3 separate regions of the Mus musculus genome follow, and all the other regions are linked to region 1. Evidence: chromatin loops called from intact Hi-C (ENCODE). Cell type or tissue: left cerebral cortex. All regions are shown on one strand. Region 1 holds the start of Ldlrad3 (low density lipoprotein receptor class A domain containing 3). Region 2 has its middle 4.3 kb from the start of Gm34268. Region 3 overlaps Ldlrad3 (low density lipoprotein receptor class A domain containing 3).

Region 1 (8,000 bases):
ATACACTATTGGTTAGTTTTATGTCAACTAGACACAAGCAAGAGTCATTTGGAAGAGGGACTCTCTGTTGAGAGAATGCCTCCTTCAGATTGCTGTAGGCAAGTCTGTAGTGCCATTTTGCTTTTGATTACTTGATGTGGGTAGTCGATGCTGTGAGGTGTGGGTGTGTGGCATGCCACTTCCAGGCAAGTGGTCCTGAGCTGTAAAGAAGCTCTGAGCAAGCCACGAGGAGGAGGCAAGCACGAGCAGAGATCCACCAAGGCCTCTGCTTCAGCTCCTGCCCCTTCATGATGGGCTGTGATCAAGATGACCAAACGGAAGTAAATCTTTCCCTCCCTAAGCTGCTTTTCGTCATGAGATTTAACCCAGCAATAGAAACCTTTACTATACCCTGCACTCATAATGAATCCCTAAACTCCTAAGGAAAGAAAAAGTAGAAATATATCTATGACAAAACTGTGCAAGGGGTTATTCTCTTGATAAACTGCAGGTTACTGCCCCTACTCCTGTACTTGTTCTTTGGTTTCAGGACTGGCCACAGGTGTGAGAAATTACATTGTTAAGGGGACATACAACTTCATTCAAGGAGCAATATAAAATAAATAACAAATTTCGAGTCATACAAAGGGAAGGGTAAGGGGCTGGGGTGGAGAGATGGCTCATCAGATAAGAGCACTGACTGCTCTTTCAGAGGTCCTGAGATCAGTTCCCAGCAACCACATGTGGCTCCCTATCATCTGTAATGGGATCTGATGCCCTCTTCTGGTGTGTCTGAAGATATATATATACATATATACATATATATACATACACGCACATATATAGATATAATACAATATATATACACATGTATGTATGTATATATATATATATAAATATATAATTTTTTAAAAAGTGGAAGGTAAAATTTCTATCATTTTGGATAGTGCAAAATATTTGTTAACAGACATAAGACAATTTCTCTCCTGAAATCCTATGACTACATTAAATGTGAATTACAAGAAGTCATTTCCCAGCAGTGTTAGCTTGACAATTTAAACACATGTGTTTTCTCACTCTCTCTCCACACACACATGCACACACACTCTCTCTCTCTCTCACAATACACACATGCTTACACACATTCTCTCACACACACATACTTACACACACACTCACACACATACACTCGCACACCACACTACGCTCACATACCCACATGCATGCACCACACACACACACACACACACACACACTCAGCAACAGCTAAAGAATGACTTTAATTTCCAGCAGGGAAAACTCTCAGGCTCAGTGGCTTTGGGGAGTGGGAGCTGCAACCCAGAAATCTTTTCCTGGGAGTAGAATTGTATTAAACGCTGAAATTAACTTTTGTTTATTGAGCATTTCCATGATCATAGCTCAGATCCAGTGGCCACATCATCTTTGAAGCTGCAGATAAGTTCTGTGTCTTATGGTCTTCTGAACTGGGCTTGTTCACGGTGGTAAGTAACGATGTGTGGCTGTTGAGAATGTTTTCCCTTCCTTCCTTCCTTTCTTTTCTTTTTTTTTTTTTCTTTTTTTTGAGCCTCAGAGACTTCATTTGTGTCACAGAAACATTACTGTCTGTCTTCAGAGGTTGTTGTAAAGGTAAAGTGTGACCATGAGAGTGCCATGCCTGAAGCAGACTAGTGCCATCCTCCTGCAGCTTTCTGGAGGATGCTAAGTGAGATTCAGCTGTTCTGGTCAGTGTTTGCTGTAATGCCATGAATAGTAATGTTATCGCCTTGTAACAAAAGACTTTTTGGTGAAAGCAATAACCCAGTGAATGCACTCAGTCTTTTGGTTAGTAACCTAGATGCAGCTTAGAGGAGCACATGGACTTAAGGCAATCATGGCTTCCTCTGGGGCTGGGGGCTCATTTGAAGGTCTAACCAGAGAAGGTCAATTGCTCTCAACTGCTAAGTCATTTCCTCAGCTCCATGATAATAGGCTTTCCTTAAAAAACAGTGTATAATGCCCAAACAATGGAAAATGCATAAAGTTTTGGGGATTTAAAACTCTCCTCAGTGTTCTTAGATCTCAGGATGAAATGTCTTCTCTGCTCCTCCAGTGGCTCCAGGAACTACCATCCTGAGAATCACCCCCCCCAGTTTATTAGAAATGCAGACCTGTTGAGTGGAAGTGAGCTTTATAACGGGGTCGCCAAGCCTGCCTGATACATTTTGGAGTTTGAGAAGCAACGGTCGTATTTCACTGTCAACAATGAAAAAAAGTTTTCTCCTAAGAACCGGTTCTTCAAACTTTTTTCTTCCATCTAGGCTCTGGGGAGATGGTGACTCTCTCATCCCCGCAGGATGCAGGAAGAAAGGGAAACCGGCCGAGAGAAGAGCCGGGGCAGTTAAGAATTCCTCGCAATTTGACCCCTGAGGCAGCAAAAACTGGATCCGCCGGACCTTTGTAACCTGGACCGTGGAGGAGAGCTCAGGCGGCCACATTCAACTGTGAGCGTGCAGAACTTGGCTGAGCTCTCTGGCCTGGGAGGGCGGGGGCGTGGCTGGGCCGGCGAGAGGGCGTGGCCGGCGCCGAGAGGCGGGGTCTGACCGAGGCCGCGGGGCAGCAACGTCGCTGGGCAGCGGAGCGGCGGCCGCGCCATGTGGCTGCTGGGGCCGCTGTGCCTGCTGCTGAGCAGCACTGCGGGTGAGTGGGGGGCGCGTGACGCGCTTCACCGAGCGCCGGGCGCGGGGGCTGCCTCGATCGTCCCTGCTCCGCGCGCGGGCCTGGGCTGCGGGCGTGGGTGTGCGCGAAGGGCGGACCTCGGCGCCGGGCTGGCCGGGACCCCGCGAGGGGCCGCGGCGGGGCGCGCGCCGCGCTATTGTGTGGGCCGGCGCACCGGGTGCTGTTGTCGTGTGTGTGCGCGGGCGGAGCTTTGTGCGGCGCCGGCTCCCTAGAGCCGGGCGGCCGCCCGGATTGGGCGTAGTTCGAGTGTGGCTCTGTGTGCTGGGAACCGAGGAGGGAAAGGAGAGGACTCCACTCTTGATTTCGGGTCTTCCCGGATTCCCTCAGCCTTTAACATACACTTTTCTGCCTCAGTTTCCCATCTACGCTCTCCCCGCATCTGCATCCCAGCTTCCTTTCTCTTCTTCCCTGGACCGTGTCTGGTTTGGGAATAGCGAGATGCAGTAGGGAATGGACATGGAAATCATTCGTTCATCCTGGGAGCAGATCTTTTACTTCTGTCGTCTGTCGAAGATGCCTTAACCTTCAGGGAGCAGGGAAGGAAAAGAGGACCGGGGCTTCCTCTAACGGCCGTTGGTCCCTGCATCTCAGAGCGCGTGCATCCTGAGACCCGCAGGGTCCCTCCCAGACAGAGTGCTGTTCCCAGGAACTTTTCTGCTGATGTGGGCACGCTCCGAATTCCAGCTTGGAGCCCTTCCCCTCTGCCTCTGCCCGCTGGCCACAGCTGTCAGCAGCCCCTCCACAGCTCTGCCCGCCCTTGGCCCCTGATGCTTATTTCTGGGCAGCTGATGCTCACAGAACTTTCTTTACTGAAGATTTCATGCTCTGTGGCCGTATCATTCACACGTCTAATTTATGTCGGATTTTTCCAAATACTTCCAGAAAACTTGGCTGCTGCGTTGTGTTTGTTGTGAGGGAAGTCAAAACCTTTCTGAGCTACCCCTTGCAGATGTCCAGCAACCCTCCCTTCCTAGAAGTTGCAAGTCCTGTGCATCCTCTCAAATGACTGGCCAGCGGGACCTCCCCCTCCCCCATCATCCCCACTCCTCTGAGACTCCATTTAAATGTCTTGTGGGCTTGCTCAGTTTCCAGTGAGGGGTTAGGCTCCTGTGGCTGCTGTAGGTTTTTTTTAAAACCAAGACTGAGGGTTTGTGTTCTGTTTGTCTGGAGTTATGGGGATTGGGGGGAGGGGGTTGTGGAGAAGGAAGGGAGGGCAAAGTGAATTAGGCAGCTATAAGCAGGTGCAAGTTATTTGGAGGTTGTTAGAGCAGGCTCAGTTCCAGGGCATCTCAGACATGAAGATCTGCCCGGATTCACACATTTAATTCACATAGCAATGGCATGTCCCTTGGTAACACCCCAGCTGGCTCCTCTGTGTGTTCTCTGCTTAGGACCAGTGGACACTAATTATCACATCTTCTTGTTGTACTGGGTCGCATGAGTTGAGTTCACAAAAAATTATATGTTTCTCCCTTTCAGCAATGGTTATTTAATATGCCTGTGGACGTATACCATAGAGCAAGGAAGTGCAGTAGTCACCGTGAGCCATAGTTGGGGTAGGGGAGGGACCGCCAGTGTTCCTTGGCTGAAGTTAGCTGTGGCTTTGGATTACTGAACTTGCTTTAGGACCTTTAGGTGGCTTGAAGCCTTTCCCTGTTACACTAAGGATCATCTTTTAAGTGTGAACTATGTCTTGAACCAAGTGTTGTAGGAAACAAGGGTTGGTTGTTGAGCCAACATCTCCCTTCCTAGTCCTCAATCCTTCCCTGAGAAGTTGCTAATACCAGAGAGGTTGTAGAGCCCAGGACTTTGGAAGGTTTCCTGTAGAGGAAACCTGGGCTCTGAGTTGAGTATTAAGTCCAAGACTTGGGCCTTTAAGATTGTGGCTGTTACTATTTTCTCATGTATCCTGTCTGGCAGCGCAGATCACTTCAGAGTTACATCACGTTGTCTGATGCCCCATTTTCTGGCACCTGGATGCTGCACGTGGTGGGCTTAAGTGTGTGAGTCTTTAGATAATTCTAAAGCGGGTGTGAAAATGAGTGGTTGGTTGCTGCATCCTCTCCTTCTCTGGCTAGCTTTTGGTAAGACCCCTGAACATCTCAGGGAAGAGGCTTGGTTTCCCTTCCTCCTACTAGAAGCAGTGTGCCTATTAACCTTTCTTCTTGAAGAATCTGCTTCTCGGCCTGAGCTGTGGGTGGGTTTTGTTTATTTTTTTTTAACTAGTTGAGTAGTTGCAAGTAGTCTAGCCTAGCCTAGCCTAGCCTAGCCCCACCCAACGGGGTAGATGAGACTGCTCAGAAGTACAAATAAACACACCTTGTTCCTTTTCATCTTCAAAGGATTGTCTTTGGGGCTCCCTCCTGGGGTGTGAGGTGGCTTTTGTTTTGGTTTTTGGTTTTCCTGATAGCCCACTAGATCGAGCATTTAATTTCTGTGGAGGAGGAAGCAGATGGAGATTTGAATGGTAGATGGCAAGTTGGTTAATTCCTGGTCTTAAACCCTACCCTATGCAGGGTTAAGTTAGTAGTGGGCTTGTGTGTTGCCACCGCTGTTTGGCTGTTGCTGTTTCTGTTTTGGTTTATTGATGAAGAGTTTCTGTAACCCAGGCTGGCCTCTAACTATTATCCTTGAGCTAGATATGTAGTTGAGGCTATCTTCCTGAAACTTGCTCAAGTACTGAGATTACAGGACCCACCCACCCTATTCCTGTGATGTTGGGAATAAAGGAGGGCTTCACTCTAGCTAGGGAAGTGCCCGTGGCTAAGTGGGGCATTCTTAAGTCCAACAGTTCTGAAACAGTTGAGAATTTTGGATCAGGAAATTATGCGATTTGATGATACTGTATAAAAAAGCCTTGTCCTTTTGCATAGGGAGGTTAGGGGACTCCAGGATGTGTGACCCAAGTCACTACTTGAGATGTCCATCTTGCCACTGAAAACAGCTGACCTTCTCCACTTTTTCCAGAGCTCAGGTAGCAAGGAGCAGGCAGCATGTCATTCCGTGGTTCCCAAGAGACTGATGGCTCTCCAGGGCACCGTGGTGTCAATGGAACCTAGATTCTAACCCAGGCTTTTCTCAGAACCCTTTCCTGGCTTCTCTTGCTAATACCGGCTTGATGGAAATTGCTACCGGGTCTGTTCTGCCAGAGACTTTTGTGATTTTAAAACAACCACCGCAGAGTTTGCCCATGGCCGCCGTTTACTTCTTCAAATCTGTTCATTTTATGGATAACACCCAGAACTCAGTGGTCCCTGAAGAGCTCACAAGTGTTCATGGAGAATAGTTCCAATAAATCTCAGTCTTTATGTGGAGATGTAGGGTAGTCTCAGTAACCTCACCTCTCCCATGCATGAAGGTGAGAATCTTGACAAGAAGACACTCTAGGCCAGACACTACTGCTGATCTCAGTAGTACCAACCTTAGGGTGCTTACTGGTCGGGCTTTATATTTGTGTTTCTAACTTTTCTTATATGTTTATCATTTTGTATAAATGTAAATGAGAAGATGTGCTATGTACACATCTTAGAGGGTTGGAGTTGTATTAATTATGGGATACTTTCAGGGACAAATATGCTTATGGCTGTTGAGTTCCCTCCCTCCCTCCCTCCCTCCCTCCCTCCCTTCCTTCCTTCCTTCCTTCCTTCCTTCCTTCCTTCCTTCCTTCCTTCCTTCCTTTATCTTTCCTCTCTTTCTTTGAGATGTCTTCTACCCAGTGACCAACAAAGTGTTTTAAAGGCTGCACCTTTCTTGCATTGGAATGACTGTGAATAATCTACTCTCTCGGCTGCTAAGGAGAGAATTCTCTATTCTTTTTGCTGGGAGGGTGGCCCATGTACTTTGAAATTGCAACATTTGCTGGTCATATCATTTGCTAGGTGTTTAATATTGCTCACCAGAATGAGAAGACTCTAGAGTTGCTGTAACTGCTCATTGAAGAAAATTAGGACTGTGCAGGTTCCCATTGCTGCTTCCAGGAGTGAGGTTAGTCTAGTCTAGGGTTTCTTGGCCTTTAGAGCCACTGACATTTTAGAGTGAATTAGTCGTTTGTTGTATAGACTGCCCCATGTATGGTAATAATCGGTCATCTCTCTGGTTCCTACCAACTTGAAACGCTCCCGTGTAGTTAGCTGGGTGCCAGCCTTCCAGCTCTTCCTGTTGAGCATTGTTCCTGCCCACCCTAAAGATCTTTGCTGGATTACATTCTACTTCATCCTACTTGCCTCTAGGCATCTGAATCCACCCAAGTTCAAAGATGTAAAAATACACCCTTAACTAACACGTCCTTGGTGCGGACCTCTTCCCTCTCACTTTCCCCTCATGCTGTAGGAAAAACACTTGGAACTTTTGATTGCAGCTTCAGCTCCCCGGGAGAGACATCTGCCAGTAAAGCTGGTCACAGAGAGGCGGTAGTTGACACCAAAAGCTACCTGGCTCCATGAGTGTTAAGCTTGGGCTGTTCCTGTGCTCAGAGCCTGCAGGCTGAAGGAGAGCGTCTTGCCTGGTTTTTTTGTCTTGAGAAATGTTGAAATCTTAAACTGAAAGTCCCCTCCCTCCACTCCATAGAGCTGTGGTTCTCAGCTTCCTTCCCTCTCCATGAGTCCTTCTCCAGTATCAAAAGCCTGTACAACTTGGGACAGTTCTGCATATTGCTGGGAAATTATCTATGCTCATGGCTAGGTGGTTTCCTGAAGTTTTTGCTGTATACTTTAAAGTCCCTTTAGAGTTCCATTCTGTGTGGCTTTATACACTGAAGTTCCTTTAAGACTCTTCCCCCACAGCCGTCCTTTTCTTTGGTCTCCAGACTTCCTTGAGGTCTTTTCCTTCCTCTTCTCCTCAGATGAGCCATATAACTGGTGAACTCCTGCCTCCTTTGATGCTTGAATCTGCAGGATGAAGAAAGTAGGTTCCCAAAAGGGAATGCGGGGCTTCCGTCCAGGCACATTTGTCTTATCCATGTCCTCTTTGAAAGCCTTCTCTACTGAGGAGCTCTGGTTTCTCAAGCATGCAGCTACCCATTTCCTTCTTGTCTTTTGAGTAACGAGAAAATTATTCTTAAGCCACATTCATGTGTCCAGTAGTGTGGTCTCAGAGCCTGCACACACCATTACTGTGTTGTGCTTAGGAGTACGAAACTAGGCACAACTTGCCATTTGCCAATGGAGAACAAAAGGATCTATGAGCGAATCTGAGTTTGCTGATCTTTCTATGATCTGGGGCATGACAGCAGCCCTTTCTGCCATTGGTGCCTCAGAGACATTTCTTAGTGTCAATGATATTGGAGT
Region 2 (8,000 bases), 66 kb before region 1:
CTCCAGGTATACACTGTCCTACCCCATCCTCATGACATTTCCAACGGGAGTGATATGACCTTATTGAATTTGACCCTGAGCTCTTCTCCTCTCTCTCCTCCCCATCCTTTCCTCTGCCTTTTCCTCTTCCTCCTGTTTCCCTCCTGTCCTTATATGAAGTCACACATTAGGAGATAAAAGCTTTGGGATGTAAAGAAAAAAAAAGTTCCAAAGATGAATGGTGTGCTTGGGGCCCTCTCTTGCTCTTTTTGTGTGTGCACATTCATGTGAGCATGTCCCAGAAGGCACTCTCAGGTGCCATCCATCCTTCGCTTTGAGACAGTGTCTCTCATTGGATAGAACACTAAGAGTCTACCTGGCACTGAGATTCTAAACATGCATGCCTGGCTATTCTTCTGTGGGTTCTGAGATTTGAACTTGTGTCCTTGGGCCTCGTGCTTATAAGGCAAGTACTTTTCCAACTGAGCTATCCCCTTAGACCCTTTCATTCTCTTCTCATCATGCTTTAGCTATCTGCCTCCCCTCTACCTCTGTGCCTTCATCTTTAGCTCCTGCTACAAAGCCCTCAAGATTTGGGGTCAAATTATTTATATGAGGAAATTTAAATGGCCACATAGTTGCCTATTGGACCTGATTGATAGGCAGGGCCACCTCATAGACAGATGGTCATCATGGAGATGGCTGTCATTTGGAAGAAACCCAATCCTCAAATTCAAGGAATGGAATTCCCACTGTATCACCATTGCAGTTTAGGAGAGGGAACCCAAGAAGGCAGCAGAGACATAACTAGCCTTCTGGAACCCTGTCACCCAGGCCGGCAGACATTCCCAAATTGAATTCTTTAATATTTAATATTTATTGATTAACAAGTGGAAAATACCAAGTTGATTGTTTATAACTAACTTATATACAGTCTCAAGAATTGAATCAAAGGGTGCTAGACGGGAGAAGCAAAAAGCAATTTCCTCCGAAAATTCAATTTGTGTTGTTCCCTGCATCTGATTTCCTTTGGGTTGAGCCTGATTTCCTTAAGACTTCCAAACTCCAAACTTGGATTGTCTCTGGAATCAAGGCTACACAGGAGCCATTTCTCCAGCTCAGACTGGGGTTCACAGAGGGGTCTACATCTTCACCTGTCAGGTGTGAGAGGGGAGCAGCTCTTAGGTGAACTCCTCACAAACCAGCATTGAGGGAGGAGCAAGGTCCTTGAATTCACAGCCTTAAGAGTTAGGCAGGTTCCTCTTTTGGTTCCATTAGGAAAGAAGAGAGCAATGAGCATGGTGGCACTTGGGAGGACTTCAGGGTTACATATTCTGAGGATATGTAAAGTTGCCCACTCATCAATCACACCCACGAACCTCACAGGCTGCTCTTTCAGCTTAGGTAGGCAGGTCCCCTCACTCCTTCCTTAACAGAACCCAGCCTTTACTCTCTGCAGGTTTTAGAGCAGCAGTTCTCAACTTGTGTGTTGCAACCCCTTTGGGGTGTCAAAACAACTCTTTCACGGGGGTCACAAATCAGCTACCCTGCATATCCTATTTACATTATGATTCATAACAATAGCAAAAACTACAGTTATAAAGTAGCAATGAAAACAATCTTATGGCTGGGGGACACCCTGATATGAGGAACAAAATGAAATGAATTAAAAGGACGCAGCATTTAGGAAGGTTGAGAACCACTGCTCTACAGAGACCTAAATGTGGATGTGAGCCTACCCTGCTGGAGGTGAGTCACCCATGCGTGCCTGGCATGGTTAATGCAGTGTTCATTTCGTGGCCAAAGGAATACGATATTCCCTCCTTCTCTCACATGGCATCTGTTCCACTGTCTCAGAATAGACCTGCCATCCCACCACACCTCAGAACCTTTGTACTGGCTGCCTCTCCTACTGGGATGTTTCCCATTCAGATCACAATGTGGCCGGCTCCCTCCCTTCCTTGAGGTCTCCATGCAAAGGTCTTGTGAGTTCTCCCGGCCACTCGGTCAATCTTTTCTCTGTTAACATGATGAAACACACAAAACTGAGTACTACTCAACAAAAGAGGCTCATTTGCTGAACATTTGGTAGCAAATTGTTCCAGCACCAGGACACTAGGTCTGCAAGAACCCCACCCCACCCCCACCCCACCCCACCTCACTCCCCCCCCCCCCAGCTGCACTATATCATATGAGAAGGCATCATGGCAACAGTGATCACAGAGGAGAGAATACCACTGCATCAGAAGCCAGAAAAGGCTCACTCTTATAATAGCCTCTTCTCAACAAATAGCTCAGTGACTCAGATTTGTCCTCGTGGCCAGAGACCAGGAGAGCCAGTCCCATCCCTTCCAGCTATGACCGTGGGTGAGCTAGGAGTTGACAGTGCTGAGAGCTTTGCCCCAGTGGTGTGGGTGCTGGAGAGCTGGCAGGCTGACAAACTCAGCTACCATCCTGGCCCAGATCCAGGGCTTTGGGTTGGACCATCCAAACGTATACCTCATCTTCGAACTGCTTGAGTGTGGAAGGGGTCAATCCTGCAGATCTAAAGTTGCAGGATCTTCATGACACAGGAGAACAACAGGATGTCTAAGAGGAGTCCCTCTGAGGATCCAATATTGATAGTGTAGCAGAAGCCAGAGGCCTTGAAACAAAACAGTGACTCATTGTAATAGACATTTGCATGGAAAGAAGTGGACAAAAGGGTATACTGTGGGGCACACTGTAACACACTGCTGCTTCCGCAATGAGATCTAGCTTTATTTATTTTGCTTTGTTTTGATTGTTGGGGTGCAGTTGCAAGGGCAGAGGGCAGATACGAAGGGATGGGGAGATGAGTGGGGTTGGGGTGCATGATGCAAAAAAAAGGATTAATAAAGGTTTTTAAAAAATTTTTAAGAGAATGTGTCTCTTAGATATTAATGCACCTTTTAGTATGGATCCACCTCCTCTTATATCACCACACTCCAAATTCCAGCACTGCCAGAAGCCAGCACCACCAACATCTTTACCATCTAGACCCCAGCACCACTCTCTCAGACCCCAGCACTATGCAAACCCACATGCCACCCAAAGCTTGGCATCATCCAGATTCCAGCACCACTCAAATCTCGGTGTCAACCATAACAAAGTATCACCTAGGCCCAACCCTCTCCAGAACCCAGAACCACTCAAATCCTAGCACCATCCTGACCCCAGCATCACCTAAATCCCAGCACCATCCAGACCCCAGCATCACCCAAATCCCAGCACCATCCAGACCCCAGCATCACCCAAATCCCAGCACCATCCAGACCCCAGCATCACCCAAATCCCAGCACCATCCAGACCCCAGCATCACCCAAATCCCAGCACCATCCAGACCCCAGCATCACCCAAATCCCAGCACCAACCCAAGCTCCAGAAGTGTTCCGAGCTTGAGTGTTCCTAACTGTTGTTCTGTGTTCCTCTTCTGTTTCCTTCGTGGCTCTGAGTATTGTTTATGTCTGATGCACTCTGCTATTTAACTTGCATATCTATTCCCAGTGGTGGAATGTAAGTTCCACAAGGCCTGATGCTCTTCTCTGTTTAATATGATTTCCCAGAAGTCAGAGGGGGCGCCCAGCACGTGGCAGCTTCCCAATAAACATTTGCTTCATTGACCACACTGCAGAGAGCTGTGTTTGGAATCCTGTCTGGGTTCAGACGTGTGCTCTGCAGTTTATAAATAATAAGATGTGGTGCATTACTTCCCCTCTCAGGGTCTCGGTTTTCTTACCTGGAAATGATGTATAATATTTATTCCATAGGGATCCAGGAAACATTAACAAGATGACATAAAAGACTGAACACAGTGGCTGGCTAGAAAACAAGCAGGTGTTTCATAATCAATCACAAGAATTTGGGGTTGGGGAAGTGATTCAGCAGTAAGAGAAGCTGAGTTTAGTTCCTAGCACTCATGTCAGGTAATGCATAGCTCCAGCTCCAGGGCATCAGATACCCTTTTCTGGCCTCCAGGGATGTTGTATTCACACGCACATACCTACTTATGCACACACATATACATACTTTCATTGAAGTTTTTTTTTATTGCAATAATTACAAAAGGTGGTCATTAAAAAGGAGATAAAAAAAAATAAAAGTCTGAAAAGTGCCTGGATTGTGAACATCACATACACACACACAAACACACACACACACATGCATGCATGCATGCATGCATTTATACACATATGCACGCATGTATACACACGTGCATGTAATCACATAAGCATACACACTCACACTCGTGCACACATGCATGAGCATGCACATGCACACGAGTGCATGGACACATATCCACTCCTTTATGTCCACACCAAAGCCTGTGCACAAAAGCTCCCAAGCTCTCATCCAGAGGGGAAGCCAATGAAGCTTGGCCGCTATCTCATTATTCTTCGCCTATCAGACTGGGTAAGAAACTTTGCAGACTGGTATGGCTTAGCAAGCACAGGCCTTGATCTTCACACAGCTCTGTGTCTTTCTAGCCCACCCTCCTGACCCTTATATTGTCCCTTCTGACTCTTCTCCAATGGGCTTGTCCCTTAAAGTCCTCTATATTCTGGCTACAAAGGTAATAATTAGAAGACAATGGGGAAACCCATGCAACTTACAGACCACTTTTTGCTGACAGAAGAGTGAGAGTGGTGAAGCAGAAATGCATAAGAAAGGGTTCAGGAGACACCCCTACAGTGAGGCCCTGAAGACCAGGCAGCAGGAAGTGTGGCCACGAAGCCAGCCCTGCAGAGGGATCTGGTGAGCTTGCAGTGCCACAAGGAAGCAACATCCTGGTGGGCCCTGGACCCTGGACCAATACCTATTAACTGTGAGAACCTCAGCAAATGGCATCACCTCTCTGCACCAGTTACATCATCTGTTGCAGGAGCTGTACTCCCCTGTAGGATTGTTGGAACGTTTTAAACCCAGACCTTCTGCTGTGTACGCTGCAAAAATCAAGCTGTCGAGGCTACTACTGATATAGACTATAAACCCAAAAATAGCCCTTGGCTTGTGCAGGACCCTTATCTGATGTGCCACAGGTTAGAGGCACCTAGCACAAAGCCTAGCATCCAACATGCATCACATCAGTGGCAGGCAAACAGTAGGCTGGTTTATTACCCCTCCAGTCCACAGAAGGGCAGCATGCAGCCTTTTGCTAGCATGGAACCAGCTTCAAGCAAAGCCATAGCCATGTTGAAGTTGACTTTGGAGTAGTGGGATGTGACGTCAACTGAGAAGCAGCTTTAACTGTTCTCATCACAGAGCTCGGACTAACTCAAGTTGTCCTGGACTTCTGCTTACCGAGCATGTTCTGGATTCAGGGTGAGACATCTTGTGGAGCCTGGGTGTGTATGTGCTCAGAATCATTGGGTGTCGTGATATGCATTTGGTTTAAGTGGGCCATCATTGTCTTTCTCCATTTAAATGTCTTTAAAATTAAAACAACCCTTTTAAAGCCAGTTGATTTGCTCTGTATAGAAGAGTCCCTTGATCTCCAACCTTTACCCTCACAGTCAGGAAACTCCACTGCGGGTGAGAGAGATGCTTTCTGTCCCACTGTAGCATTGGACATGGGAACCATTGAGGGTGGTGACTTTGTCTGTTAAACCCTAGGCTTGTATTAGGAGAAGTTGGATCCATGGACATTCTGTTCCTATACCAACTGGCCCAATGACAATGGCTGACAGATAGTCTAAACCCATCTGCATGATAGACCGGGCTTGGAGATGGCTAATCAGTCCATAAAGAGGCTTCTAAACAGGTCCAAGTGGAGCATTTGCGGGACCCATAGACAAGTCTCATTGATGGCAAGGCACTCCTGCAAGACTTACAGTCAGCAGCCTAGAGACTTCCCTGGTTTTCTGTCAGGTGTATAACATGAAGACAATGACCAGAAGGAAGAGGAAGTGCAGGAGGACGGGGAATCACTGACCACACACATTGGGTAGCACTTTTCCCAAATGTATCATCAGTAACCATTCAGAGAGAAGATAACGGAAAGAATGAAAGAGAGCAAGAAAGAACTTGAGGAAGTTAATGTCTCGGGCTCAGAAGTAACAAGCAGTCTCTAGATAGGACGACACAGGTAAGAGCATTCCCAGAAATGCAAGCATCACAGAGATGGGAGATGAGAGAATGGGGTGGCTAATAGAATGATCCAAAGTCTAAGCAATCAGGTTAGAGAGGCAACTGAGCAGGAGTGTGCTTGTCTGAGATTCATAAAACCTCAGGGTAATCTCTATAGTGAGAGGAAAAAATACAAGAAAGCAAGTAAGCAAGGAGAAAAGGATAGAAAAAAGGGAGGAAGGGGAAGGAGGGAAGGAGGGAGAGAGACAGGGAGGGAGACAAGGAGGGAGACAGGGAGGGAGGGAGGGAGGGAGACAAGGAGGAAGGGAGGGAAACAGGGAGGGAAGGAAGGAGGGAGGGAGACAGGGAGGGAGGGAGACAGGGAGGGAGGGAGGGAGACAGGGAGGGAGAGAGGAGTAGAATTAACAGAGGAAGTAAGTTTCTAGGGTAACAGAGCCTTCAAAAGCCAGTGTAACAAAGAAATTCTCTCATTAAAGCCTGTCGTCCCAAACTTCAGATCATCAGAAACAAAGATTACAAATGCTGTCAGGGAGAAATCAGGTCAGAATGTCACCAAACAGGAGACAACAGAGTGTGTTACACTGCAGAAGGAAAAGAGCTTCTAATTTATACTGTGCCTAAGCAGCAGTTGGAAAGGAGTATTAAATAGGGACAGTTCTAGAAGCAAGGTCGCAAAGTTTTACCTCTGAGTACCTTTCTACGAAAGGTATTATTGAGGGATGTGCTCCATTAGAAGGAAGGGGTGAGTCTGAGGGTGATGGCGCACGCCTTTAATCCCAGGCAGAGGCAGGAAGATCTTGGAGTTCAAGGCCAGCCTGGTCTATAGAGTGAGTTGTAGGACAGCCAGGGCTGAAAAACCCTGTCTCAAAAAAAAAAAAAAAAATCAAAGACAGACAGACAGACAGACAGACAGACAGATAGATAGATAGATAGATAGATAGATAAAGCAAGGGAGAAAAATGGATTCAACCAGCAATCTAGCACAAGAGAGAAAAGAGAGAATTTTCAGGAAGATGGGAAAAGGCCAAGAAGATGTCTGTCTGGCACGAGTCCCCAGGTGAGTATTTTTAGGCATTGAAATTAAAAATGGTAGCACTTTGACATGTTTGACTATGCCATTCTGTAACTTCACAAAAGATTCACTAGAAATTTAAAGAATATCAAATATTTTGGTTTTGCTTCAGTGTTTTTTTTAATTAAAAAAATTGGCAACATTGGGCTGAGACTGAAATCAGTGCCTCCACGCACCCTCGTCAGAAAAGCTTTCTCCTGCAGTAGATGGGGGGGGGGGGGGGCTTTATTGAGACCCACAACTGGACCATGTACTGAAAGTGAGAAACCTTGAAGCACTCAGTCCTAAGGGGGCTGCCTTCATAAAGTGTCTCTCCTCAGAGCTCAGGGATCTGTGTGGATGAGGAGGAAGAAAGGTTGTAAAAGCCAGAGGTGATGGATGACACAAAGGAAATGCTGCCTTCCAGGCACTACAGGACTGATGTACATGTGAACTCACAGAGACTGGGGCAACATGCACAAGGCCTGCACAGGCTCAAACCACATAGAATGCCGGTGCTGAGAGGGGAAGTGGACACCAGATCCCACCCCTAGCAAGAAGCTATCTGCAACTGATACCTATTGCCAAAGGGAAAATAAGTTTTCTCCAATGGGGGATCAACCACTGGGTATATCAGCCACAGTTCAGGACAGGCCCCATGCCCATGAGGAACTGACCAACATAAAGCAAAGTTCATGGTGTTTTGTAGACCTTTTGTATCATCTTGTTTTATTTGGCATTTTTCTCCCCTTTGCTCTTACTATGTGTGTTCCTTGTTTATTTATTTATTTATTTATTTATTTATTTATTTATTTTAGAGAGATAGAGAAAACAAAGTTGAATGGATAGGGACTTGGGGAGGATC
Region 3 (8,000 bases), 54 kb after region 1:
CAACCTACAAAGCCAGGCAGGCTGCAAACTGTTCCATGAAGCAGTCAGTGCGAGGTCCTCTGGAGTAAATGTCTCCCTCCTTAGTGACTCCGCTATTTCTTGTGGTTCTCTTTTCTGTGTCACTTAGGCCTCCCGACACTTATGAACGCTTGGGACTCCACTGGTCAGGTGTTTCTTGCGCTTTTTCCTGGGTTCCCTCCTGGGTAACCTTTTAGGTTTCCAGAAAAATCCCTTGCGAGGGTGGAGGCTAATAAGTGAGTTCATTGAATGAATATGTATTCTAAAACACAGTCAGTGACTTAGAGGGTCACCCAAGGTGGTCCACATCCGTGTGCTTCCGGTAGATCCTTGAGTGTTTCACTGGCATCCTTGTGGTGTGGTATTGCAGCCGCAGCCTGGCTGCCTAGTTGTGGCACAAGTACTTGGGCACTAGCCACAGTTGTTTTTAATTAGAAAGGTGTAATAGCGCCTTTTCGTTACCACTGCCCTTGAACATGGTACTTACTATTGATTTTAATTAGTCAACCTAGATTGCGTTCAGTCTTTATTCTAAAGCTGTTAGAGGCTGGCAACCCTTGGTGATAGATCTTCACTTCAGGATGTGAACCTCTGAGGATCTGGAAACTAAAAAACAAAACAAAAACTAGATTAAAAAAAATAGGAAGAATACAAACCCTGGTACTTGCAGGCAAAGGATGGGGGAATTCAGGCAATGTTTACGTTCTAATTTTTCCACTGCCGTTCTGAAGTTACTTGCTAGTTTTGAAAAATTTAAAAAACCCCAGAAAATCCATTAGACATAAATTATGTATAAATCATCTTACCCAAATGATTATGCCAGCTCTCATTAAAGAGAAAAATATTGTTCTTATTTATTTGCAGGGGAAATTCTGAAGAATACTATTTTCTCGGTGTTTCCCAGTTTTCTTATTTTGTCCTTACAGTAGTGAGCCTGATTCACAGTGGAAGTTTGGTGACAGCAAAGTGTACCCTACTCCTTCCTAGGAAGCAGGCCTCGCTCGCTCGTTAATGGGGACACCAGGAGATGTGCATGGCTGGCTCTTCCTGTGATGTTTTACAAAATCTACTCCCCTTTTCCTTCTGCTCAGTAGCCGAGGGACTGATGGTGGAGCCTGAATGCTTACCCCACAGGTTGGAGTAGTCTAGTACAGAGGGGTATTGCTGGAGAGGTGGCCAAGGTGGGGTGGGGGTGGGGCACCACGCCTTCATTGAACACAGTTAAAAGGCCTGTACTGGTACCTTCTCCCTTAAGGCTCTCCCCGTGTGCTTTGTGGACCTGAGACTGCAGCTGGACTGTGCCCTGGGACTCTGGGACTGGAGGAGTGTGGTCTGAGGTGCTTTTTCCACCCACACCTTGCCTCCTCCCTGCGGGAGGAAGCTGAGCTTTGAGTGGCCTTTCCGTGTTTACTCACGTCGGGATTTTTACTGGGGTGGGGGAGGTGGGTGGAGATTGAGTGGCTCCTGGCTGAAGTTTGAACAGAGGTTGTTTGTTTTGTGGGAACACAGAAGCTGATCTGAAAGGGGGAAGGGTAGAGACAGAGAAAGGGAGAGATGGAGAGAAGAGAGGGAGGGCTGTGTACCACAGTCTCCTTTATCCACAGAATTACTTTCTGTTGCCTACAGTCAACTGAAGTCTGAGAAAGTCACCCAGAAAATTCCAGAAGCAAACAGCTCCTGAGTCTGAATGGTAGCTGTCTTTTGAGTAACGTGATGATATCCATGCTGCCTTAGTAAATATCAACAGTCTAACAGTCTATAGTAGGGGGCGAAGAACCTTCCTGGAGGCACAGGGTATTTAGGGAAGTGAGACATGTTTTGGGGGAACAGACGAATTGGTTCGAGGGGAAAATGATAGCCTGGACACACGGGTGGAGTGAGTAGCAGTCTCCCTGGGTTGAGACAATACCTGGGGAAGGACTTCACAACAATTGGGAATTTTCTAGGCGATTCAGAAGGTGCTAGAAAGTCCTTCTCTGCGTGTGCCCCTGTGAGGTGTGCCCAGTTGGAAATCCGATGTAGACTATTATGTCTGGTCTCAAACTGTAGCAGCCAGCCTTCTGGGCTGTGTGTGTTTGTTGCACACAGAACCTCATTATGAATCCATTGCTGGCCTGGAACTTTCTATGTTAGACTAGCCTGGCTTTGATCTCTTAGAGATCTGCCCGCTTCTGCTACCCACAGGCTGGATCAAAGGCATGCGCCACAGCACGTCTGGATTACTGGACATGCTGCTGTGGTACTGCGGGGTTTGGTACACTCTGTAGTCACAACTCTTTTCCAGGTCTTCTGGAATACATCCCTTAGGGTAGGGATAGGGGCTTCTCTGCTGAATAATGATGAATAGTGTTAGGCACCCATTCTCTCTTCACTGGTCTGTTGTTACGTCGTCAAGGCAAATCAGTGATGGCCTCTGTCATGTCCAGGAGCAGCAGTGGCTGGGAGGAATGAGTGGTACCTGTAGGCTGTCACAAGGCTCTCTTGCTTGGGCAGCCTTCTTCATCTCCTCCCTCCCTCCTTTGACACAGGTGCCTCGGATCTGCAAGCCTGCCTGCCCTCTGAGCTCAGGCTCCTCCTGGAGTTGAAGCTTCTGTCCTTGAGCCTCTGGGCAGCAGTGACAGCTTGACACTGCCTTTTTGAAGGAGTTATTGTGACAAGAGAGAATGAGCAAAGCCTTATTAGACTTCTGACTGGGCCTCGGGCAGAATCAGGGACTGTTTGCCCAGTCTGTGGGTTCACTGACTATAAACCGTTCCAGACTGCCTTTCTCTCTGTGTAGTTCTCTATAAACCTTGCTTTTTATTTTTCTTTTTGGTGTGTGTTTGCCAAAGACAACAACAACAAAAATCTTTATGTAACAGAAGGAGAACTTCCAAATTTACCCCATGGAAAAGTTCAGTGTAGCCCATATAAGATTTAGAATAGCCAAGCATCACCCCAAGAGGGCTTGAGGCCTGAGCTTGGTTGTAACTTGAGATGGCGCTCACCTCTAAGAGTGGCATCCACATCTGTGCCTTGGGTTCATTTGGAATGAGATGGAACACACCCACCCTTGACCTTTCTGAATGTCCTCTGTAGTTTGGTTCAGCTTGCTTCAGTGGACCTGGGGCCTTGGGCCAGGCTTGAGATGTCGGCATGCTTGGGGTTTATCAGGGTGTGGCTGATGCCATTTTGGTGTTCAGAGTCAGCCTGCTTTGAGTGTTAGGAAAAATGAGCGAATCGATTAAAAATAAATCCTGAACATGCCATTCCTCTCGACAAGCTGCCCGTTCCCACCGGATCCACACATCATGAGCTGTGGCATGTGACATGGTGTGACTTGGACTGTGTGGACTGACAGTGGCTCAGGCTGTAGATGTAAGGAAGGAGGCTGTCAACTGGGAGTGACGGAGACCTTGTCTGAGAGTCAGCTGTACCAGTCAAACAATGTGTGCCTTTATTTATTTATTTTCTCAAGTAAATATTGTTTTAGAAACTTGGCCTGCATTGGCTGTCCGGAGTGGTCAAATGCAGATCTCTGTACATTTTCAAGAAGTAAACACGTCTTGGGGCCAGGTCCAGATCAAGAACTAGAGCACCCAACACCGTAACACCTCAGGGAGCCCCACACCATGCTTACATCCACCACTGTCCCAACTTCCAACACCACAGATAAATTTTCTCTCTGCTGCTGAATGGGCAAGAATACCTCTTTTCATTCCATGTTAGAAGGCTCTCATTTCCATCCCCATTTCCAGAAGGCCAATTGTGGGATGACCCTCCACCCACTTGGGTTTCGAGGACAACCCATCTTGGCAAGCACACACCTCAGCAGCCTTGGGCTCCAGGCTCTGGCATCCTTGCTCCAGGCGCCCTTGAATGAGCTCTTCTGTCTTCCAGCAGGAATCATGGCCCGAGGCCACCTGGAAGACCCAGTGCCCTGGAAACAGGAGTCCAGAGCAGGCTATAATTGTGGGCTTACAGGGAGTGCCAGGAAGGCTTGGAGAGACGTTCTGCATTCCCCACGCAGGACAGATTAAATTTATACGCTTTAATAAGACTCACTGTTCTGTGTTCCCATCTCACTGTCCCACCTCGGCTAAGTCTTACCTCAGGCACCAAGGGGTGAGGCTCTTGTTAGGGGTGGAGCTGGCAAGAGGGTGGGGCACCTGAGGCCAAGGGGGAGTTCATGAGCTCTCCCTTTCATAGCTGACTAAGGAAGAGCCATCCATAGCCTCCACCCAGTGAGTCCCTGCTGCGTTCCCTTTGTAGCTTAAGTCAATATTGGGATTGGGAGTTCTATAGCTATGGCAAATACCTTTTCTTCCAACTTCCTGAGTTTCTCAGATTTTAAGAATTGTTGTTTTTTTTTTTAATTTTTTGTAATTTAATAAATTGGGTGACCCTTTCCTTTTGACTTTTGTTTCTTGACATCCCTGTTCCCAGCTTTGGTATGAACCATGCTGTTTGGCCTCCCCTTGATCATCTTGGATGCTCTTCTTTGTCCTCCAGATCTATTCCCTATGTTGACATGTTAAGGAATCACTTTTGAAAACTGGATGCAGTGAAGGATCTGCGCACATCCTGAGGGCCCTCAAGGACTTCTCCACAGTCATTGTTCTAGACCTTGATGATTTTAGTGTCAGTCAAGCTACATTTGTGTTAAAACACATTGTTAGAGACTACCAGGCAGAGACTACCAGACTGGGCCTGTGCGCAACGTATTGTCTGGTAAATTGCTTTCTCCCCTTTGACCATATTATAGACATTGTCCCAAGTTGCTGTGTCCAGGCTTCCAGGTCCTTCTAAAGTCTGCTCCATGTTAGGAATGCTTTGTGATTGGCTGCCACCACCCTTGTCTTGGTAAAGAAACAAGTTTTGATGCTGTGAGGAAGAAGGAAGCGAACACCATCTTCTGTGTGCTTCTGTCTGCCCAAATGTTTCCCCAGGGAGAGATGTCTAGGTGTGGAAGGGGAGGGAGAAGGACTGGGTGGATGCCATTGGATCCTATTCCCTTGTCTTGTGGCCCAGGCAGCTTGGCCAGTCAGTCAGCCCTATTCCCACCAGTGGTGTGCCAAAACCAGTTTCCTCACACCCATGTCAATCCCTGTTACATAGATCATTACTTTGTTTAAAGAGTGACAGCTTTATATGGCTCTGTTTAACTGTATGTGAGACTGTGGCTCTTTGTCCTCCCCCGCCTCACCTTGCCCATGTGAGTGCGTAGTACGTGCGTGTGCATACACATGCAAGCAGAGGCCCAAGGTTGATGTCAGGAATTATCCTCCAGTGCTCCTCCTTCTTGTATTGAAGTTGAATCTCTCACTGAAACACAGAACTCACAGTTACGGCAAGTCTTGCAAACCAGCTTGCTCCGGAGAGTCCCCTATCTCTGCTTTCTGAGGTGGGAATTGCAGGAAGGCCACATGTTCACCTGGCGCTTTCTTAGGTTCTGGGATCCAGACTCTGTCCTAACACTTACCCGGCCAGCACACTAACACTGAGCAACTCTCCCCAGGCCTCAGCCTTTTCGTTTGCTATCAGTCGTCTCCCATCAGTACCTTGGTCATTCATTCCCATCACTCATGTTCTTCTGGTTCGTTTGCAGTTTGCTTACTGGTTTTTTTTTTTTTTTAAATGCCTTTGAAAAAAAAATGTTGGCATTCCTGCCTTGAAAAGTTCTATAAAAGATCAAGTTGCCCTTCTTTCTGGCACTAGTTGAAGGCTTTGGTTTTCTGCTTTGTTTTTATTTAATTAGGTGAAAATTTTCCTTTTTGGCTGCAGCGTCCTGGCTGTCTGTAAATGCATTATCAGCTTGCAGCACGGAGTGGACTGTGATGTGAGGTGGATAGTGAGCTGTGCCAGGCTGCGGCTGGAGCCCGCTGGAGCCGATTACCGAGAGGGAGCAGTGAGACCCAATCCCTTAAAAACCGTGGCCCTCCACGTGGTTAGTTAGCATCAAGGCACACTGACTCAATGAGAGGTTTAGGGAGAAGTGTTCAGACTGCACGCGGCTCTGCGTCAGTGTGCGTCCTGATTCTCTTGGCTTTCTTCATGTCATCCTGTTCCCTTAACTCTCGTGGCAAGTTTCCTTGTCACGTCCAGGAGCATGTGAAGAGTTCCCACCGTCCATACTGGTGTCCATACTGGTAAATGGCCTAAGCTCCTTCCCAGCTAAGTGGATGCAGGGCTGAACAAAACTGGGCTAGTTGGGAACCCAGTCCCAACACTGCTATAGCAGTGGATGACAAAGGCCAGCTCCTGATTTCATACTTCATTTCTGCCAGACCGCCCTCATCACCTCCAGTAGCAAAGGCTTGCTGTTTTGCTCTCCATGAGAGTCCCAGCCCCAAATGCCACTGGTCTGCAGCTGTCACTACTCCCTAGATACAGAGAGAAACAAATACCGGCCAAGGGTAGGGTGCTGATGGTCGGGGATTTCCCATGGGGACAGGGTATTGGCCTCTCTATGGATGGGCCTGCAGACTTAGCCGAGGGACTGTCATGATCCAAGGCTCATGGAAACACAGGGCTCACTCTCAGGGTTGTGTCATTGGTTGGACATGTGTGGGCCTGGCTTGTCTTCCCAGCACAGGAGCTGACCTTGACTTCTGTGAGCTGGCTTTGTGAGAATGGGCGTTCACCGAAGGGTGAATTTGCTCTGGATAGCCGTGTCTGGTAATACTGACAGCTCACATCACTCTGAATGCCTTTGTGCCAGGAGCTCTGGAGACAAGCTCTCACCTGCTAACTTTGGGCCGCCTCTGATCTTTGACTTTGAGCCTTGAAGTTTGCACTTAAGCTGATCTAGAGGTAGAGCCTGTTTTGTAGAAAATCTCAGGATCTATGAACTTCTCAGGAGATAGATTAATAATATGAATTTTTTCTTAGTAATCAAGTTCAAATCAAGTTATTACAATATTCAAGCATGAGGACTTTTTTTTTAATTTTGAATTCCATAAATCTTAAACTACATACAAATGTGGAACTCGGCCTCACCTTAGGGAATAATCCACAAGATGTTTGATGGCATGCTTTTTATAATATAGTACAAGGAAGCAACTGGCAGTATTTCCATCCACCCACTCTCACATTCATCCGTCCCTCTCCCACATCCCCAACTCCTTTAAACTTTCTCTCTGAGCCCGGAGTTACATTAGGACACAGGCCTTTCTGTTGTATAGAGGCTGCTTGTGGTGCTGAGGGGGCAGCTGAACAGCAGCCGTTTACGGAGCACTATGGTATGCGAAGCCACAGATGCTCGCACACGCTGGGAGGACTGGGTGGGTATGCAAACTGGCCTGGGAGACCAGGGAGGGAGTGTTTGGAAAGGTGCGATACCTGCAACACACAAGGAGGTCCTGCATTGACCCCAGAGTCTCCCAGCCTTACCCTTTAGGGGATGGAAACTGTGGGACTGTTGCAAACATTGGATGGAGTGGTGAGGTTTGTCCTAGGGTTCAGATTAGAACAGGCTAAGACATGCCGGGGAGGTTTGCCAGTAATGAGGGAAAAATCTGTTCTAGGGTTGTGGGAGGCACGGTTAGAGAGGAAGGAGTAGAAAGACCATGTGCTGACCCGACAGCGTTGGATGGCAGGAGGAGCAAGCTTAGAGAGAACTAGGGTTCTGTTTTAGATATGGTCAACAGATGCTGCAAAGCAAATCTGTTTGGTGCCAAGGGATGAAACTGTGAAACTTGGGTACTGGATGGATTTGTCAGGGGAACAGCTTAGCCAGACACTGAGGTACCAAGTTGGGGTTTTGCCTTGGAGGTCAAACCCACTAAGAGAACAAAGTGGCTTATTCATGGAAGCCATCTGTTGATTGTGCTAAAGGAAGCAGAACCCCGAGACTGTTGAAGGGTGGGTGGAGGAAGCTGCTTCCAAGGGTGTATGAAGGTCCTCGGGGGAACTGGAGGTATATCGGGGGTGGGTGGGTGGAACCGTAGAAGGAAAGACTGATCCAGGTGGCCCAGTGTAGCAGAACTTTGCACATAGACCAG

The links. Hi-C counts contacts between places; a loop is a spot of excess contacts. Peaks named below come from ENCODE experiments on the same cell type or tissue, not always from the same donor. Only the 100,000 strongest peaks of a DNase experiment are listed, where the experiment ranks them.
Region 2: it touches region 1 in a loop (2.4-fold over the local background); 2 of 42 quality-filtered maps call a loop at or near these places.
Region 3: a loop joins it to region 1, with 2.2 times the contacts of the local background. A loop is called at or near these places in 6 of 42 quality-filtered maps.

What each region holds. Positions count from the first base shown.
Region 1 is chr2:102,180,956-102,188,955 of GRCm38, reverse strand. It overlaps Ldlrad3 (low density lipoprotein receptor class A domain containing 3), which reads left to right and starts at 2,496. Exons shown (of 6, transcript NM_178886.3): 1 at 2,496-2,676. The coding sequence starts at 2,631. In left cerebral cortex, no CTCF peak of the experiment used is centred here; DNase peaks (open chromatin) are centred at 2,896, 3,344, 3,675, 4,718 and 2 more places; H3K4me3 peaks cover 2,460 bases; H3K27ac peaks cover 2,541 bases.
Region 2 is chr2:102,247,228-102,255,227 of GRCm38, reverse strand. No RefSeq gene overlaps it. Among named protein-coding and RNA genes, the nearest start is that of Gm34268, 4.3 kb to the right of the region's middle. In left cerebral cortex, no CTCF peak of the experiment used is centred here; DNase peaks (open chromatin) are centred at 1,409, 1,801, 2,350 and 4,898; H3K27ac peaks cover 1,542 bases.
Region 3 is chr2:102,126,563-102,134,562 of GRCm38, reverse strand. The region is part of intron 1 of Ldlrad3 (low density lipoprotein receptor class A domain containing 3); the gene reads left to right. Among named protein-coding and RNA genes, the nearest start is that of Ldlrad3, 56 kb to the left of the region's middle. In left cerebral cortex, no CTCF peak of the experiment used is centred here; DNase peaks (open chromatin) are centred at 3,870, 5,912 and 7,132; H3K27ac peaks cover 4,057 bases.